Regions from separate parts of the Mus musculus genome. Here all the other regions are linked to region 2. Evidence: chromatin loops called from intact Hi-C (ENCODE). Cell type or tissue: left cerebral cortex. All regions are shown on one strand. Region 1 has its middle 41 kb from the start of Lig4. Region 2 overlaps Fam155a (family with sequence similarity 155, member A). Region 3 overlaps Fam155a (family with sequence similarity 155, member A). Region 4 overlaps Fam155a (family with sequence similarity 155, member A).

The links. Peaks named below come from ENCODE experiments on the same cell type or tissue, not always from the same donor. Only the 100,000 strongest peaks of a DNase experiment are listed, where the experiment ranks them.
Region 1: a loop joins it to region 2, with 7 times the contacts of the local background. A loop is called at or near these places in 32 of 42 quality-filtered maps.
Region 3: it touches region 2 in a loop (2.3-fold over the local background); 5 of 42 quality-filtered maps call a loop at or near these places.
Region 4: a loop joins it to region 2, with 13 times the contacts of the local background. A loop is called at or near these places in 19 of 42 quality-filtered maps.

What each region holds. Positions count from the first base shown.
Region 1 is chr8:9,932,747-9,937,746 of GRCm38, reverse strand. No RefSeq gene overlaps it. Among named protein-coding and RNA genes, the nearest start is that of Lig4, 41 kb to the left of the region's middle. In left cerebral cortex, a CTCF peak has its summit at 2,330 (motif pointing right); DNase peaks (open chromatin) are centred at 1,101, 2,337 and 4,805.
Region 2 is chr8:9,230,885-9,235,884 of GRCm38, reverse strand. It overlaps Fam155a (family with sequence similarity 155, member A), which reads left to right. Exons shown (of 3, transcript NM_173446.2): 2 at 2,780-2,951. Among named protein-coding and RNA genes, the nearest start is that of Gm39128, 66 kb to the right of the region's middle. In left cerebral cortex, a CTCF peak has its summit at 2,382 (motif pointing left); DNase peaks (open chromatin) are centred at 187, 628 and 2,362; H3K27ac peaks cover 321 bases.
Region 3 is chr8:9,347,037-9,352,036 of GRCm38, reverse strand. The region is part of intron 1 of Fam155a (family with sequence similarity 155, member A); the gene reads left to right. Among named protein-coding and RNA genes, the nearest start is that of Gm39128, 180 kb to the right of the region's middle. In left cerebral cortex, a CTCF peak has its summit at 3,061 (motif pointing left); a DNase peak (open chromatin) is centred at 3,067.
Region 4 is chr8:9,577,417-9,582,416 of GRCm38, reverse strand. All of the region lies in intron 1 of Fam155a (family with sequence similarity 155, member A), which reads left to right. Among named protein-coding and RNA genes, the nearest start is that of Fam155a, 190 kb to the left of the region's middle. In left cerebral cortex, a CTCF peak has its summit at 1,979 (motif pointing right); DNase peaks (open chromatin) are centred at 407 and 2,056.

The DNA of each region.
Region 1 (5,000 bases), 700 kb before region 2:
AATTTTACTGTATCTTCTCTTTATTCACCAACCTTGGTAAGCAACACATCCACAGCCTCACATCATAAGGCGAAACCTAAACATCTGCTTGAATTTAAGACTTGATAGATAACCACTTTAAATTTGGCTGATTAAATATTTGTTTACATTCAGAAATGAATGCGATATCTATCTATCTATCTATCTATCTATCTATCTATCTATCTATCTATCTATCATCTATCTATCTATCTATCTATCTATCTATCTATCTATCTATCTATCTATCTATCTACCTATCTGACAGGTTAGTTTACAAACTAAATGTTGTTAAAAGTAGCATTCCGCAATGGCTATATTATAAAAAGAAACTCATACATAAGGCCACTTCTAGATCTGACTTGGGCAGGATAGACTGTCCAACAATATTTAAAGCATAAGTATTAAGGTTGTTCTTGAAGATTTCATCCTCAAATCCTCCCAAGATAGATTTTGTGACTTAAGCTTGAGTTGCATTGTGAGTTGCCTCTCAAAACTCTGGAGTATACGAGACAGCGCAAGCCATGGCTCTCTTCGAACAGACTCAACTCTTCCAATAACTCTTTTCACCGAAGAATACATTTACTACCTGGAGTCTAGTATTGGAGGGGTTGTTGGTTGTGATTAGGGCAAGATAAATTATCCCTAGAATCTCAAGAAAGGAATTCAGTGTGTGTGTGTGTGTGTGTGTGTGTGTGTGTGTGTGTGTGTGTGTGTGTGTGTTAAGCAGAATTTTGGGAAGATATCCATAAAGATAGCTTTTCATTATCACTTTTTCCTCAACACCCACCAGATGCACAGGGTATGATGGTCACAGCAAAGAGTCCTGAGAGATTCAGAAGTATGCCTTTGCATAGTAACCAGGAAAAGAAATTTTATCACATGGGCATGTTGTCCCTCACCTAAGCTCCTCCTAGATAGAGTAATCATGGATGCAGGAATTCTTATGGGATGCATGCATCTGCTATGCAGAACTCTTGGAAGTGAGTCCCAGGACTCTGACAGCTGAAGCTATGTCACCTTGTGTCCCCATGTGTCCCCAGTGCTCCTAGCCTTGTGAATCTCATGTGTGTTGAGAGTCTATTTGAGGGTGAGTACTTTGGAACCATGAAGTGCTATCTTTTCTAGGCATTATTTATGAAATTGTGCCATATCATATTCTGGGATTTCATATAAATTTGTCTTTGGCTTGGGAACCAAGCTCCAAAATAGAATATATCAAAAATATGGTTCTCATTATAGAACTTAACACTCTGACAAAAAGCTGATATCTAGGGGGACTAGTGGGAAAAAAAACCATAAAAATAAGTTTAGTATTTTCCCTTGATTCTCTGGGAGGAGATTGCTGGTTTCCCAGTTTTGTTTTGCCTTTCATCCATTTAAAAATTTAAAGTATTTCATAATATCAACAATTTAATTTCTTCCAATTTAAAGGAAAACTCATTTTTCAAATGTCACACATACCTATATTTTATATTTTATTCTACCACTCTTTAAAATGTGACTTATAACCACAGTACTGGATTACAACCACCCACCATTTACCCCTGTGTGCTTCCTGATGGCAGGCACAATGCAGGTGTGAAACTGGGTAGGACTTGATCTTGTAGGTTCCTTTCTTATGGATATATTTGTGGGAAGGTATAGTCTTATGTTAAAATTGGTGAAGTGCACATCAAATAACATAACAAAAATGGTTCTAGTGATGCCCTGGGAAGCCACAAGCATCCCAACTCTGCACTTTGAGACCATTATTGAGTAAAATAAGGATTATTAGAACAGAAGCATAGAGACGTTTGTGACAGCTGCTCTGATTTTCAAAATGGTTGCAGGGCAAATGACAGGGAAACAGCAATGCAGCATGGGTACTGCGCACATGTGTGGGTATAGTGCACACGTGTGGGTGTAGTGCACACGTGTGGGTACAGCATACAAGTGATTCCCTGTGCACCTGAGTGGGACGGGTCACATACAGCCTGGGCACAGAGCACACATGTGTGGTTCCCTGTGTGCCTTAGTAGAACGGGTCAGAAACCCACACTATTTCACCAAGGTCCTCAGAATGGACTTTAGTGTAAAAGGTTGTGAAATATTTATTTCTGGAAATTTTCACTTAAGAGAGTCTTAGATTGTGGGAAGAACTCAGACCGGAGAGTGGGGTTGTAGAATGTCGTGTAAACGCAACGGGGGATCCTCACACTCTACCTGTGTGGTCTCCTAACACCAAGATCCAATCCCTCATTTAGGGAACCAATGTCAACCAGGGTCACAACCCATCACCTCAGGCAACTGGAACAATTCTTTGTATCTCCACCAGGTGGCAGCATACAATGCCACAGAGGCAAGAATCTCAGAAAACCTGCATCAACAGAGTGGACTGCCTGGTTCTTCTCTATTTACTGTGGTGATAGCAGGCGAGTGTGTTAAAGGTGTGAAATAATAGGTTTTTCCTGGAGAGACGTTCATCACACGGAGGTTAACGTCAAGGGTTGGGCCTAGACCTGTGCCTTCCAGGTCCTGTGTTGTAATACGGTATACTTCCCACTGTTGCGATAAGGCATACCTCCCTGGCTCTTTCAGTAATGGTTACTGGACTAATGTCAATATTGGCCAAAGGAAAGGCAGCCTGAACAGCAGAAGAATGTTAGGGGTGGAAATAAACAGCAGAAAACCAACAAACCTAGAGCCTTCTCATTCACAGTGGCTCTCTGTATTCCTCATTACCTCTACCTGGATGCATTGCACAATCTCTTAAAAGGGGAGGCTGGGTGTGACTTGGTTTTGCAGTTTCTCTTTCTAGAGTGATTGTGCAAACAGTGTGACGCCTCACTCTTTCTTGCCTAGCTCCATGCAGGCAGAAAGAGCATGGTCAGCCCAAGTGACCCCTGGTTTATTTTGTTGAGCCCAAGCATGGCCCAGCCTGACTATTCTGCAGCCATGGCTAATGGGAGGTGGAATGAGCACACACACACTCACACACACACACACACACACGTACACGCACACACACTATATGTATGTGGGCTGGCCATTTGGTAGTGGATAACTAATTGGTGTGCTCTTCCTTGATGTGAGCCATTTCCCCTACTGTGAGCATTCCTTGGCTGCCTGTAGTTCCTTGTGTAGGCTGAGGCCTCGTGGTCTTTCTGCAGTCCACTCTGACATGTCTATTGTCCTCCTTGTTCAGGTCATGTTTGGGCAGTCATGCTGGTGAGACTTCATGAGTGTAGCTTCTGATATTTCTATGAGACACAATCTGACAGCAAACCCCTTGAACCTTTGGCCCTTACACTCTTTCTGATCCCCTTTCCACAAGGTTTCCTGAGTCTAGGTGCCGGAGGTTTTTTTGGAGATGTATCCATTGGAACTGGGCTCTACAACTCTCTATGTTGATTGGTTATGATCTTCTGTATATTCATCTGTTGCAAAGAGAAGTTTCTTTGATGAGAGGTGAGGACTACAGTTACCAGTGGGTACAAGGAGAAATATTTACAATGTAGCTAATGATTATGCTAGCTTAGTAAAGGGACAGTTGTAGGTGCTTCTCCAACAACTGTGACTTCACTAGTACTTGGCTAGGTTTTTCAGCACCCGGCATAATTTTTCTCTTGCTAATTATGCCTTAATCTAATTAGAGAGCTGTTGGTTATCGCCAAAGTATTCATGTCACCGTTTTACCCTTTTGGTTACTGTTCCAAGAGGGTTCTTGCATGGGAAATGAACCACTTTTATTTCTAATTTTTTAAAAAAGGGAGGGACTAGAATAGATTAAAAGAAACACAAAGCTAAGCTTGAAATTCTTCTGCATCCAACTCTGACCAAAGATCCTCTTCAAGTCATTCAGGCAGGCAGTTGGAAAGGCTGGCACGGACTATTAAGAAGCAGTTGTTGTTTTGTTCTAACAGAATTGTGTTAAGAATGAAAATGCATCCTGGAGCAATTAAAGCCAGATTAATAAGGTACTCAAAGTGGGCTTTAAGATCACCTTGCTGGGGTTTCTGATTTTCGCTATGATGGGTGGTATCTAGCAGAGCAAATGTCTCCGATCCTAGATGTAAAACACGGCATTTTAAAGCATTCTCTAAGCTCCCTGTAAGGTAACCTCCCTGCTAAAATAAATGCCAAGACAGCAACCCTGAGCAGCAGTGGAAATCTACCCCGGCCACTGAACTTGAAGGTCAACAATGCCTGAGAGCAACCAACTGCATTGTGTGGACCCTGCCATTCTACACTCTATGCTCCCCTGCAGCATTTAGTGGTTTTGAAATAAAGCTGGACAAAAGGCTTAAAATCCCCATCAGAATGGAACAGCTGGGCACTGCTTCAGACTGTCTCAGAGCAGTCAGGATGCAACATTTGATTTAGATTGTTAATCAATCCAGCTAGGGCTTGGAGAGAGGACCTAGGCAGTCTGAGTCACTTGTCCTCCCTCAGCCTTTACTGTCCAAGAGATTCAGTTTGAGGAGTAGGTGGGACTTTCCTAAGCACTAGAGAAACGAGCTGTCATGAAGGAAGGAAGGATCTGATAGACATCATGGACTCTCAGCGGTGCCATCTGAGAGCTTGAGGGCCAGGCCCTGAGAAGTGTGCAAGACAGAAGAGACCACAACTCTGAAAGTGTCAAAACATTAAACTATTCTCAATTCACAAGCTAAAGAGAGAACTATCTCACCCCCACTAGAGCTGCATACTTCTTTGCTCTGTCAGCTCAGAGGGCATAAGAGAATTAGTGTGTCCCAGCACCACAGAGCATAGCTAGTTTCAATTCTTGTTGCCAACAAGAGGAGCTAAGGGCTTCTGGGAAAATGGCCAATTCCAGGATCAGTGCAGGAAATAGGTGGAGCATCTATTGGAGAAGCAGAGTAAGTGCATGTGGTGGTTTGAATATGCTGGCCCAGGGAGTGGCACTATTAGGAGGTGTAGCCTTGTCAGAGTAGGTATGTCATTGTGGGCATGGGCTTTAGCATCCTACCTGCCCAGAA
Region 2 (5,000 bases):
CCATTCCCCTGCTTTAATCTCTCACATTATGATAAATATTTCTTCTCTGTCCTCCCTTATTTTGTTTCCTCCTCGTGGTTCCCGCTGCTGATTCTCAACAGATGCCTGGGAACAGAAATGTATTTCTCAGATGGGAGCTTTCTATGGCTATCTAAACATTCACGTTCACCACAGAACTGAAGGGCAGGGAAGCTGGCTGCATGCGTGCTGGCTCACTGTGGTGGCTGGAGGGCTCTCGCGCGCGCGAGCGCTCTCTCTTCTCTCTCTCTCTCTGTCTCTCTCTCTCTCTCTCTCTCTCTCTCTTCTGCCTGGTGATGAGAAAAAAAAAACTCACTCTGCTTTGGCCGCTCGCTCACTTCTTGAGGCAGGAACAAATATCTGCAATGGGAATGGGATGGAGCAAGAATAAAAATGGGTGCATCTCAGCTGGATCATGGCAAGGGAAAGGGTGCAAAGGATATGTCCATATCTCAGAATGCATCACTCAGTGCCACCCCATGGTCTGTGGGTGGAGTGGGGATGTAGACAGGTCATAACCTGACACTCAGACTTACGGATCTGAAAGGATATAAAGCTGCCTGAGGGTGTAGTTCAGTTGGTGGCATGCTTGCCTAACGTGAACAAGGCCCTGGGTTCTATCCCTAGCACAGCATAACTAGATATGTGCCATACTGCAATTCCAGAGAGATGGGGGCAATATGGTCATCCTTGACGACATAGTGATTTCAAGGCCAGCCTGGCACTCTGTCTTAAAAAAACAAAAAAGTGAATAGCCAGTCGGGCAGGACTGGAGACAGAGTGGTGCCCATGGAATCCCTGGAGCTTTTTCTGTATGTGCAGAAAGAGTCTTTAAAATAGAGCAGACCATTGTAGTCTAAAGACTACAGAGCCCCGTAAATATTCAGTGAGGGCTTCCACTAGCATGCAGTTTTATCACTAGCCTGTACATACGAAAATGCCCACTTGCTTCTAACACCTAGCAAAGGTAATTAAAGCCAGAAATCACAAAGCGCTTAGGGCACCCAGACACCATGGCTTCACTGACATCATAAATGCTGTATCCCCTGTCGGATTTTGTCACACTGGTATAGGTTGATCAAAAAGCGTCCCCCACTGATGCTTTACCCCAAGTGCAGTTTAGACACCACTTCTCTGTTCCTTCTTGTGAAGTTGATGTTTCTGCCCCTTATTCTGTGGTGTTAGCTGGTCCACAGGACACCTACCACCCTGGGAGCCCATGGCATACTTGGACTTGCCAGCTGAAACACAAGGTTTCTCAGCAGCCTCCTTGGTCATTGTTATGTTAGGATTCATTCGAAACTCCATGCACACAGGCATAAAGTGATCAGGATGATGGTAAATCATTACTGACTGCAAGAAACGCTACGTTGGCCATCTATAGTTATTAATAAATTTCATATTCATCTTTGCTGCCTTTAGAGACCTTTTCTTCAAAGAATAAAACGTGATTTTTGTGAAACTAATAAGAAATTGTGAGGTAATCCCAGAACAATTAGCTCATAATAAATGGGCTTTGGTCAGGTACCCGAGTCAAGTTGTTTACAGTTGTCTGAAAACCCTGTTAACGGCCGTATGTTTTTGAAAGCATTTTCTGATTAAGCACAACATAACCACTAAAAACAAAAGTCGGGAAATCTACGGATTTTGGGCTTTGAATTCTAAAACTTTCTATTTATTTCCGTACTTACTGTCCTCAAGAAATATGTGATCAGTCAATATATTCTAAATGCCAAGAATCGGGGCTGAAAAAAAATTTAATTTGCTAGGAAAATACATAAATTTGTTAAATACGTTTCATTTTCATCCTAGTTTATATTTTATTCATGTACATTTATTGCTAAGCCATCCATTTTTCAAGGTAGAGTATAATGGATGAAACATTAACTAAATAGTATTATTTACTCCTAGAAACTAGCAGAATCCACTGTTGCTAAAGACCTGGAAAGAAACTGAATTTCACAGATCTATGCTGCTTTGTTTAAATTCAGACTTAGTTTACTTCACGGTAGGGGGAAGGGGCGAATTTTCAGTGCTTACTTCCCCAGTAATCACACAGAGAAAGAGATCAGTGAAAGCCACACAGTCAGTAGAGTCCATAAATACTTAGCGAAGATAGATTGCACTGGGTCAAAGGTCAACTGCAGGATTCTGGGGTAGGAACGACCATTCTTCTAATCAAATGGAGCAGATTATGTCTGATTTGTACTGAGTGTTTCCGTTTTCAGTGAGGTTTTCAGTGCAGTCCGTGTGAGTCACAGATGCAAACACCCAGTTCTTGTTGCTGTCTGCTGTGGGCAAAGCAAGCTGTAACAGCCCACATGCTTTTGCACCTTGCAGGAGTCCTTGCAAAGCGCTTCGCGCGCCACCTAGTGCCCAATCGAGGTATGAGAGGTGGGAAAGAGCAACTGAGTCTCTGCCCCACTGCAGTGAGTTACATTATCAGCGGGGCTTATTGTGTTCTTTACTTTATATATCACTGGATCCTAAAAACTTTAGAGTTGGTTCAAATGCACTGTTTTCCAAGAGTTCTTTAAATTAAATACCTTTTCCATTCTCCATAGGCTTGTATTCAATACCCTCACTGCAGGTACTCACAGCGGCATTCTTACCATGTGGAGCTGTAAAAAGCTCTACCCCAGTTGTTTCCGACCCATGTAAAACTGAAGCATGCTCTCTCCACCCAGCCTAATCCTTATTAAAAAAAAACGTGTGTAGCATCCCTCCACAGCTCTGATTTTTTTTTCTCTTTGTTTTTCAGATTGTCTACAAAGCCTGGCTCTGCTCCCAGTATTTTGAAGTCACACAGTTTAACTGCAGAAAGACCATTCCTTGCAAGCAATATTGCTTGGAGGTGCAGACAAGGTGTCCATTCATATTGCCCGACAATGACGAAGTCATTTACGGAGGCCTCTCCAGCTTCATCTGCACAGGTACAGGCTGGGTGGGGCCCTCCTTTGATCTCCATCAATATGTTGCTTCCAAAACCCCGAGACTGCCCAAAGGTATTTTTATGTGGCCTGAGCCCAGAAAAGCCTCCCAATGTGATTTAAACAAGGGTCGATGTCTCTATCACACAGCTATGCTGCAACCGAGACTCTCTGTGAATGTCTCCTGAGGATAGCTGCAGAGTCTAGGGGGAATTTTATCAATGACTCCTTCCTATTTTGTGATGAATGTTGTCACCGTATCTTAATCAGTATTGAGGACAAAAGGAGATGTCAGCCTGGATCACGCATGTACACACTGGGGCAAAAGAGGCCAGGACAGGTGATTTTTATATTTTCTGATAACAATATCTCCTTTATTTTTTTTTTGGCAAAGAATCGAGATGGGCAGGATGCCAACACCAGCTCTGGTGTCCAGAAACCCATGAGTGTTATGTAGTTTAGGCAGACAGAGAACACAGGGTCAAAGCTAAGAACAGTCTCATCCTGACAGGTCATTAGTGGGGAGAGCACCCTTGCTGAGCACGGGGAGTGCACCCTTGCTGAGCACGGGGAGAGCACCCTTGCTGAGTGAGCACGGGGAGAGCACCCTTGCTGAGCACGGGGAGAGCACCCTTGCTGAGTGCTCTGCTGATGTGAGCTCTTTGGAATTCACTTCTTTCCTTTCAGAAGAGGAGGGAAGACCCAATTTTAAAAAAACAATTTACTTGATTCATAGCACGCTTAACTTTTGAGTTTTAAGCATAAAAGTTAGTCTTAGAAAACAAGAAAATTCTCTTTGTATATTGGGCTTTTAAAAGCTCCACTGAACACCGGCAGGACCACAGAGACAGCCGCGTGAGTGAAGGTGCCTGCTGCAATTCCTGACTACCAGAGTTCAGTGTCTGGACCCAGATGCTGGAAAGACAGAACCCAGTTGTCCATGTTGTCTTCTGACCTCTACACGCATGCTGTGGACATACATACACACACACAAAATAAACTTAAAGATAAAAAATATAATTAAAAGGGGTCTAGAAAGATAGCTCGGAGGTTAAGAGCAATTGTTCCCACAGAGGACCTGGGATTGTTTCCCAGCACACACATGGTGGATCACACCTATCAATGACTCTGCTTCCAGATGACTCCGTGCCTGCTTCTGATCTCTGTACATACAAGACGTGCATGTGGTATACAGAAATACATGCAGACAAAACACTAATACACATAAAATCAATAAATAAAATAAGGACCAGTTGCAATGCTCAGTGTGACGATGTATCAAGTGGTTTGTGCTCATCGTGACAATGTATCAGGTGGTTTCCAGGCCCATGCTGTTCACTGTAACAAAGTATCAAGACACAGTCAGTGCCCTGAAAGTGCCAGCCCTGGTGAGCAGAAGGGCACTTCTCCCATCACACAAGCTGGCTTTTTGCTGGTGAACCACAATAACTATCCCCAGCCCAGGACACCACACATGCTGTGAAGATGTAGATGGGTTTGCATTTCATGACCTTCATCACCTCTTGGCCTCTACCTGTGTTTGCAGAGTTCTCTAGATGCCTTCAAGGCTACTGGAGGTAGCTTTCTGCACCTTTTGGCTCGTGGACAACTTGCATTTTAGCTGTGTTGGGTTTTGTAAAATCTGCATGTTTGTAGCTATAGTGACATCTCTAAGGAAAGGTGACAAAAAAGAACTCTGTCAGTGGCCCAGAAGACACTCAGAGCTCCTTGGAGGACTTCAGAGTCTCCTGGTGCTGAGCACTCGGAGGTCTGTCTGGGGATGCTTTCTGCCAGCTTTGTGACCCTCCTGTTACTTAAGCTCAGAACTCTAAAGTTGTTTTTTCAGACCCACCACACAGAAATTTTGTGAACTCACACAGCAGGAAGAAACATGGCTCTCTTCTGGGGTGGGACAAGGCTTTGGGGGAGACTCTGTGTCTGGGCTGTCATCTGAGGTTGCAGACTTCAGCTGGGTTGCACAGCAGGAGCTATGCTAAAGTGATTTGCACTCATTCTTGCTATCTGGCAGTGTGAGTGAGAGTTCCAGGCATA
Region 3 (5,000 bases), 120 kb before region 2:
ATTATGAACTAACCAGTACCCCTGAGCTCTTGACTCTAGCTGCATATGTATCAAAAGATGGCCTAGTCGGCCATCACTGGAAAGAGAGGCCCATTGGACACGCAGACTTTGTGTGCCCCGGTACAGGGGAACGCCAGGGCCAAAGGGGGGGAGTGGGTGGGTAGGGGAGTGGGGGTGGGTGGGTAAGGGGGACTTTTGGTATAGCATTGGAAATGTAAATGAGCTAAATACCTAATAAAAAATGGAAAAAAAAAAAAATACCTCTTGGTTTATTCTTCAAAGAGAAAAAAACAAAAACAAAAAAGAAATGAAACTTTTTCTGTTTTTATTCTTGTTTTTTAATTATTTTATTTTTTAATCATCCCCCTGTTTGTTTCCACAGAGAATCAAACAAAAGGTGTTTTTTGCTGAGCTCTGGGAGGAGCCAGGAACTTGCTGTCTGGTACATGCCAAGCCGTGTCTGATTAAAATAGGAAGGCTCAGGAAGAAGAAAGCAGGAGACTGGGAAGGTGGAACTGAGGAAAAGAGATCCTGCCTGACAAACTCCTCAGTGAGAACAGTGAGAAAAAGGCTAACTTCGCTGTGAAGGGGGGTTCCACAGACACCTGTGCTGTGTGAAGACTGCAGGCAAAGCACAGCCCAACCCTCGAGAAACAGAGAGGCCCAATCATTATAAACCTAGTTTGTCTTTTTTCTAAGATGCTTTTAGTTCTAAGATGGAAGCAGGCTGGCTCTTCGGGTACTCACTGAGAGCCATGGATGAGGCAGATATGAATGGGCACAGGTCAATGGGATGGCATGAAACCAAGCCATAGAACAATCAGATGAGAAGTGAGGGTTGTCTTAGCCTCAGCAGTCATCAGCCCATCACGACATCTACTCTTCTAGAAGGCAGTGGCCTAAAGTGTCCCATATCTGTCATCTCAATGGGTTTTTGTGTGTCAGGACTTCTGAGACCACTACCAGGCAGGTCTGCCATGATCCTCCACAGAGGTCATTATTGAGCTGCAGTGATCTGAAGATTCCCTGGAGATTTAGGGCTGGAGTACAGGGTGGAGAGGATCATGGGGAAGAGCTATGTGCCTGTTCTCAGACAGGCTCTGGTTTGCTGGAAGAGAAATTCAGGAAGATTGAGGCTAAAGCTGCAGAATTCTACTTGACCTGGCCCTGGAGACACACACAATCCTATCCGTGAAATCCAAGTGTTCCTCGTGTCTGCAGGATTCATATGTTTCATGAGCACATGGAAGTCCTGCAGGATAGCTGCTTTGCCTGTCTCCTTCCCCAGGTCCTTCATATTTTCCAATTGACTATATCCTTTCTAGACCTTCTCTAGAATGTCCTATTGCCTTTCTCTCTAGTTATTCTATAAGAGTTTGTCGGAAGGGATGAGCCACTTGGTTGTGAAAACTTGCAGCCATTTTTGCTTCTCCCTCCCATAGTACTAACAGCAGAATTAAATCATTTAAACATCCACCCTAAGGTTTCCATATATCGCCATTATTCTTTGTCTCCCCCCGGTTGATGATAGCAAGTGGAGCCCAGTAACTAATGACTGAAACTGGAAGAATTCCGAAGATAAAGCATTTCCTAATTATCTCCATGACAGATGTTTTCTGGATTGCTTTTTCTTCTTTAACACACATTAAAAAAAAAAGATATACTTTGGGATGTGACCAAGTGCTTCCTTGTTATTTTTGAGAACATGAGAAATATTGAAAGAATTCCCACTGCATCTTCATTAGCTTGGCCAAATAGAAAATGTCACGGAAAGCCTTTGTGTATTTAATGGTGTGCTGGGGTAGGAATGGATGTTGTCTCCAGCCTCCCAGTTGGCACGCACATGCACAATCACAGAGCCCATGCTACTTGTAATCCTTGCTGATTTATAGTCTTTGAATCATAATTGTTAAGACTGTAAGTGTGACATCCTATTTAAATAATATATGTTTAATTTATAGACATGTATACCTTCCAAGAAAATGAAATTATGACATTTGTATGCATGATTAGAAGCTGCACAAAGTATAGTTACTAAAAAAGCAATGGAAAGTGTGGTGTGGTGTGGTGCTACCAAAAGTACCTCCTGTCAAGCCTGCACAACAGGCAGATGCCTTTTCTCATCTAGATACTGTCAGTCTCATTATCTCAGGGAATAACTTAGCAAAGCATCATGCAAAAAACCCCTTCTCTGTTCTGAACGTATGGAAAGTAAGAGTCAGAGTCAACATCTGTGCCCAGAAGAGGAGGACACATCTTAGCACCTCGCTCTGTTTTCCTGAAGGTGAGCCCCATGATAATTAGAGAATCTCTAAAACTGATGTTGCTGGGTATTACTGAAGTTGTTGGCTTTCACATACAGCTTCTCTTCCAATCCAACCTGGAAACATCAAGAGATAAATTATGTTTCGAATTTTGATACACTGTTTATCGGTTCCCTGTTGGACTCTAAGGGAACAGACCGAATGTTCTCTAGTGTAGTTACACAGTTGTAGCAGGTAAACCTGCCCCTGAAAGCAGCCCCATGATCTCAGATGAACTTAGAGATGGATTATTCTTCAAAGACTGCCAGGGATAGACATGGCTGGAGAGGTGCTGCTTGGTTTTTGTGGGCTGGAGCAGAGCAGGGTTTTGATGCCAGTACAGAAGGTCAGGGCACCATGAATACTCCTCTTTGTTACAAAACTGTGCGAGAAATATATGTTTTAGGGAGCCATAATAATGTTGCACAAAAGTAAATATCTGAATATAATTTAATCACCTCATCCAGAAAAAGACAACTCAAATAAGGAAGCGTTAGAGGACAAGAGGAAAATCTGTCCCATTTTAAAGTATCTTAACCACAATATTAAATGTATTGAGTGCATGGGATAGGTTTTACAAATATTTTATGAATGAAAAATGCAATACAGTAGTTACACAAACTTTTGAGTTATAAATTTAGCCTTCTTCTGTGCTTAGCAGATGAAGCTGGCTCTTCTCAGTTAAAACCACACATGAAGAGTCAGACGAAAATTTTACCTTGGATGGGGTCAGGGTCAGAGATGGTCATGCTGCCCCCTGGTGGCTATTTCAGAGACCATGCTGAGGCTCAGAGTGACAGGCGAATAGTCCCTTCTATGGTCAAAGGGCTGAGTCTTGGGCATTTGGAGAGATAGATGCTTTAATTGGACCTGTCTAGAAGAAATGCCACTAAGCCATCTGGTTGATTCCTGTGAGGGTCCATCCTCCCGCTGCTATGGGAGAAGCGGCAGAGCACAGAGAGTTAGGATTGGAGAGCGACATCCTCTCTCACTGGAGTGAGTGGCAAGCCATCCCTCAAGTGTGTGCTCTGACTGGTTCCATCGATTCCATCCTTAATCAGCAGTCTGCCCTGGCCTCTCCTCCTCTCTACACACTCCCATCTTTTGTTAACCCAGTTCCTCTCCCAAGAGTCCAAGTCCAGATCTACTTTTCGTTTACAAATCCTTAAAAGTTTATTCCTTGTAGGTATTATACTTATGTTTGTTTGATTTTTTGAGATTATAATTTAATTACAACTTTTATCCTTTCTTTATCTCCCACCAACACTCCTCCCCCCACCCCCATCCCCTGCTTGCTCTCCTTCAAATTCCCGGCCTCTTATGTCACCAATTTTTACTGAATGCATGTGAGTATTTATACATACATGTCTATTTCTAATTATAAGCTGTTGAGTCCATATAACGTTGCTTGTGTGAATGTTTTCAGAGATGAGCTTTGGCACTGGGCAGCCGGTTGATGCGCTCTTCCATGGGGAAGGTCGCCTCTCCTGCTCTTAGCTTTACTATGCTCGCTGGGTTTCCTTGTGTAGAGTCAGGGTCTCACGTTTCCTGCCCTGTTTGCTGTGTTCATTAGTGTCGATCAAATTTCCTCCCAGATCCTTCCCACATCCCCACTCATCCAACTCCACTCCTTTCTCTCTTTAAAACTAGACAAAACAAACAAATACAAGCAAACAGCAAACAAACCACAACAAACCTTCACAGCTGCCTGTAGGAAAGCCAGGCACGCACTGAGCTGGTGACTGAATGGCAGAGATGAGGAGCTAAGAGGCAAGTACCTAGTCATGGTTCCCCAGTGCAGGCAGACTGTAGGGAAGGCATAGTGCAGTGTGCGCCTTTGTACCGTTTCAAACTTGTCCATTAAATCCATAAGCACTATGATATGTTTGGGGAGACCTTTCCAAATAAACTTGCTACCCGTCTTTCTGTGGGGCAAAGATAGAAAGAAATAAAGTCCTATAATTCACGAATGATGAAAGGCACCTCCATTCTGTTTGAATGCTAAAATGACACTCTCCAAGGTCAGGCTGTCAGGCAGCAGGAATCTTGTGACAGATTGTGCCTGGCCTCATTTCCATATGAAAGGTAAGCTCCTTTACCTCTGTGGAAAGAAATTCTGGCTTTTTTGCTTCAAACCCATTTCACTATTTAAACTCCTTTTTGTTGTTGTTCAAAACATGTTGGAGCATTGGGCCCACATGCCACAGAACTGGCTGTATTGGGTGGCGAGAACACAGCAGTTTAGTGTGTCTGCATATCAGAACCCTTAGTACCCAATCCTATGTGTCTAAATGGACAGTCAGGGATGGTCACGGAAGGTGAATGTAGATGCAATGTACCCATACGGAATGTTTGTACAGAACACTTAGTCCCACCTTAGTTCAGCCCAGCTGAACATTGGGCAGGTGAGGCTGGAATGCTTAACATTCTTTCAGGAAAGTGGCTCGGGACAGGACTGCTCAGTCCAAGGCAGAGCCAGACTTTCAAAAAACAGTTTCAATGTAGGTTTAAGCTCAGGAAAGTCTAATAGAAGCATGGTGACACAGGCCTGGAACACATTGGTTTTGGCTGAATTGTGTTTTCCCAAACGGGTGCATTGAGTCATTGATCCCCAGAATGTGAAACCTCATTTGGAGATAAAGTCCTTGTAGATAATTCAGTTGGTGTAAGGTCATTAAGAAAAGCTCCAATCTCCTT
Region 4 (5,000 bases), 350 kb before region 2:
GATCCTGGTGACCTAAATTTAATCTCTGGGACCCATGTGGTACAAGGAGAGAACTGATTCCCCTTCGTTTCCTTTAGATATTGATGTGCATACCCATGCCACATGCATTATACCCCCTGGCAGCCACACACTAAATAAAATTAAAGTTTAAAAGATGTCACGCTAGGTTATTTTTAGTTGAGTACCTCGTTTTCATCAACGCAGATGATCTCCCAAGTTTGAAATTATGTGTGCTGTGTTAGAGAGTAACCCTATGTCTCTGAACACTAAGATGGAATCCTGTACCCATCCATCTTCCTGTCTTTGACTCAGCCCTGATGTCTCCAGTTAGACTGTTAGTGCTTGAAACCCAGTCATCCTCCCACATGTTGTTGAAGTCGTGGCTTCATGGAACGCTTCCTAGGAACTTACACAAAGCAGCCGATACCTCTGCTGCCTCAGCAACAGTCCTGGAAGGGGAGAGCGTGGGTGGGCACACTGTGACACCTCCTGACAAGAGAGAAGTAAACAGAAATGCTGCCTCCCTCTCTAAGGTAATTAATTCACCTCTGCATTGTGCCTGCCAGCTTTCAATCTAGGTTTATTTTGTATCCATAGACTGAGGTTTTGTTTTTAGTACTTCCCTGTGTGCATCGATGGTAGAGAATCCCTCCTCTGTATACACAGAACCAAGTCAGATATAAATACTGATGGCAACCTGGGATATTCATTCAAATAAGATAAACCAAGATTGGATTTTGTGATTTGACACTTGATACCATGTAACAACAGCAGCATGAGGTTAAAGTATCTTGGCATGCTCAGGGCTATCACTTCCTTGTTATTGTGCTTCTCAAATAAAAATAAATCAGGATTAAGAAAGTGTAGATTAAATACCAAAGGCAAAGTTGGTGAACACACTATAAGTCTTTCACCAAGTTTATCCTCTCTATACATGAAACAAGGAAACCAATGTTCACTTTTTATGTCATATGCTTTTATGTTTTGTTTTTTCATTGGATATTTTCTTAATTTACATTTCAAATGTTATTCTCTTTCCTGGTTTCCCCTCTGGAAAAAAAAAAAAAAACCCTCCCCTTGTCACTGCCCCCTCCTCCTGCTCACCAACTCACCTACTCCAGCTTCCTGGCCCTGGCATTCCCCCACACTGGGGCATAGAGCCTTCATAGGACAAAGGGCCTCTCCCAGCACTGATGTCTGATTAAGTCATCCTCTGCTGTATATGCAGCTGGAGCCATGAGTCCCACCATGTGTGCTCTTTGGTTGGTGGTTTAGTCCCTGGGAGCTCTGGGGTACTGGTTAGTTCATATTGTTGTTCCTCCTATGGGGTTGCAAAACCCTTCAGCTCCTTAGGTCCTTTCTCTAGCTCCTTCACTGGGGACCCTATGCTCAGTCCAATGAATGGCTGTGAGCATCCACTTCTGTATTTGTTAGGCACTGGCACAGCCTCTCAGGAGAGAGCTATATCAGGCTCCTTTCAGCAAGCACTTGTTAGCATTCAAAACAGTGTCTGAGTTTGGTGATTGTATATGGGATGGATCCCCAGGTGAGTCAGTCTCTGGATGGTCATTTCTTCAGTCTCTATTTCACACTTTGTAACTCCTTCCATGGGCATTTTGTTCCCCCTTTCTAAGATGGATAGAAGTATCCACACTATGGTCTTCCTTCTTCTTGAGTTTCATGTGGTTTGTGAATTGTATCTTGGGTATTCTGAGCTTCTGGGCTAATATCCACTTATCAGTGAGTGCATAAGACATGTGTGTTCTTTTGTGACTGGGTTACCTCACTCAGAATGATATCCTCCAGATACATCCATTTGCCCAAGAATTTCATAAATTCATTGTTTTTAATGGCTGAGTAGTACTCCATTGTGTAAATGTACCACATTTTAAATGTCAGGTTGAACAATGAATTTATATTCCTTAAGTATCCGGCAATGGCCTTATTTTGCTAAAAACTTAAAATTATAGCCAGCAGATGGCGCAACTTCATTGTATAGGCCTTACAGCTGGTCCTTGGTGGCCCCTAAGACCTTGGCTGGTCTAATGGGCAGGAATTGTAGCCCTTCCTTTATATACACGGTTGACCTGGAAAGCAGTCACACTGGGTAACTCAAGTGGACAGGACTTGACATGTCTGTGTCATTGTGCTGGGAACCATTGTTTCCACATTGCTGCAGGACACAGTGTGACACAAAATATAAAGTCTCCTCCAAGAGAGTTTGTTATATAAACTGATGGATCCACAGAACTGTCACTGTTGTGTGAAGGCTTCTCCCTTAAGTTCTGTTAACGGAACCATGGCATTTCAGAGGTACTCCTCAAGAATGAATCATAATATTTTCTGACCTTTCTCCATGAAAAGTTTTATTTGCAAGTAAAAATTCAGTAAAAGTAAATATATACAAGATTCAGTAAGTACACATCATAGTGAAAGCAGTTTAGTATGAGATAATTAATCTTATAACCCATGTCTTCAACTTGGGTGTTTACCAAAGTTAAACATCTGATTTATCTATTTTAAATACACCAACATTTTAACTCATAGGATTATGAGGGTTCTACCCTCTGACTACACTGTCAACATGTTTTCAAACCCACTTATGCAAATGTTGTTACTGCTTTTGCTTATGACACCTCGGAGAGCTGTTTGAGACTTTCTCAGTGGAGGCAGAGAACAGCCTTACGTCCTCCAATTCTGTGGGCATTTTAATCTCCAGATGTTTAACTCAAGACTCCAGAATTCGTGTATCTGAGTAATCCAACTAGTCACACAAACCCTGGAGACTGCAAGTTCTTGTAAGAAAAGAACAATAACCACTTTTTTCATTAAAGAAACTTTACTAAAGCTCAAAGCACACATTGCACTGCACACAATAATAGTGGGAAGACTTCAACACCCCACTCTCATCAATGGACAGATCATGGAAACAGAAACTAAACAGAGATACAGTGAAACTAAAAGAAGTTATGAAACAAATGGATTTAACACATATCTACAGAACATTTTATCCTAAAACAAAAGGATATACCTTCTTCTTAGCACCTCATGGTACCTTCTCCAAAATTGACTATATAATAAGTCACAAAACAGGTCTTAACAGATACAAAAATATTGAAATAATCCCATGCATCCTATCAGATCACCACAGACTAAGGCTGATCTTCAATAACAACATAAATAATAGAAAGCACACATACACGTGGAAGCTCTCTACTCAATGATAACTTGGTCAAGGAAGAAATAAAGAAAGAAGTTAAAGACTTTTTAGAGTTAAATGAAAATGAAGCCGCAACATACCCAAACTTATGGGACACAATGAAAGCAGTCCTAAGGGGAAAACTCATAGCTCTGAGTGCCTCCAAAAAGAAACTGGAGCAAGCATACATTAGCAGATGGGCAGCACACCTAAAAGTTCTAGAACAAGAAGAAGCAAATTCATCCAATATTCAAATAAGTGCTATTAGCAGAATAAAAAATTGAGGCAGAGCTTGGAAAAGTGTTTACAAAACACATTCCCAGTTAATTCATTGTATTAAAAAGATACAAGGAAGCTGGGCATGGAGGTGCACTCCTTTTATCCCAGCACTTTGAAGGCAGAGACAGGTAAATCTCTGAGTTCAAGCCCAGCATAGTCCACAGAACAAGCTATAGCACAGCCAGGGCTACACAGAGAAACTCTGTCTTGGAAAAAAATATACGCACATATATACATATACATGTACACACACACACACATTATATATATATATATATATATATACATATATATATATATATATATATATATATATATATATATCTCACTAGTGAAACAAACTATCAAAGATGACCAAGAGACCTGAACAAAGTCCTCATCAAAGAAGAAAGTCGGAATGCTGGCAACCTATGGGGAGGTATTCAGCCTGGGATGTCCTTAGGAAACACTAACTCAGATGGAAGGCAAATGCATCAGTAGTAATTGCAGCACATCCTGCAATGAGAGGAAAGGCCAGCAGTAACACACACTCACTGATGTGGAATGAAGAACAACGCTGGATCCGGGATTGTTCACTTCTTACAAAACCATATGCATTCCTACCATCCTCTCCAACTTGCACAATTCCCAATGTTTATTCAAAGAAGATAAAAGCTCATACACAAACCTGAATGTTTGTTGTAAAGGAGCAAATGTATGTACAAGGTCTGTAAATAGATATACAGACCTTGGTCTAGTCATACAATGGAATGTCATTCCGTAATGAAGGAAAGAGATGTCAGACTTCCAAAGGACATAAGGGAAAGTAGCCAATGGGAGAGACAATGATTCCGAGGTCGATGGGACAGGTGTGAGGTCAGGGATGCTGTTGGCTTGGAGAAGTCAGTGATAGCAGGCAGAGCCCAGGGATGGCGCTCTGGTGCTGGATACAGGGCGTGTGCATACACCTGATTGCATCTTCATGCCTTGTTTTCCTCAGAGATTCCTTATTATGGGATTTATTGGTTTTGAATTTAGCTTTTTATGAATGAATTTTGGTAGTGGTTTGTGTTGGATCATACACCCCCATGTACAGTTCACTGATTATATGGATTGCACTACTAATGTTATCAGTTCCCTATTGGCAGGTCCTTAGGACACCAACCAGTTGAGTTAATAAATAACATTATGGAGAACATTCCAGTGTTTACCTTTATTGACATGAATGACGATATCAATGGAATAAACTCCTATAAGTGAAACTTCATCATTCATATGTAGAATTCATCTCAATTTGCAATAGCTATTGTAAATTTTTTTAAGAAACGTTATGTTATCTAACATGATTGTGGGTTTTGGTTTTTAGCATGCAGTTGTTTGGTGACAACAACAGGCAGTAGACTATGTCCCCCACAAGCTGTGAGGATGTTCTATCACACAGTAATGTAGTTTGAATCGCTCACACTCCCTGTCTTCAGAAAAGAACTAACCCAAACCAGAATATTACTGACCTTAGGGTTCTGGTTGTTGCATGGATTTTTAT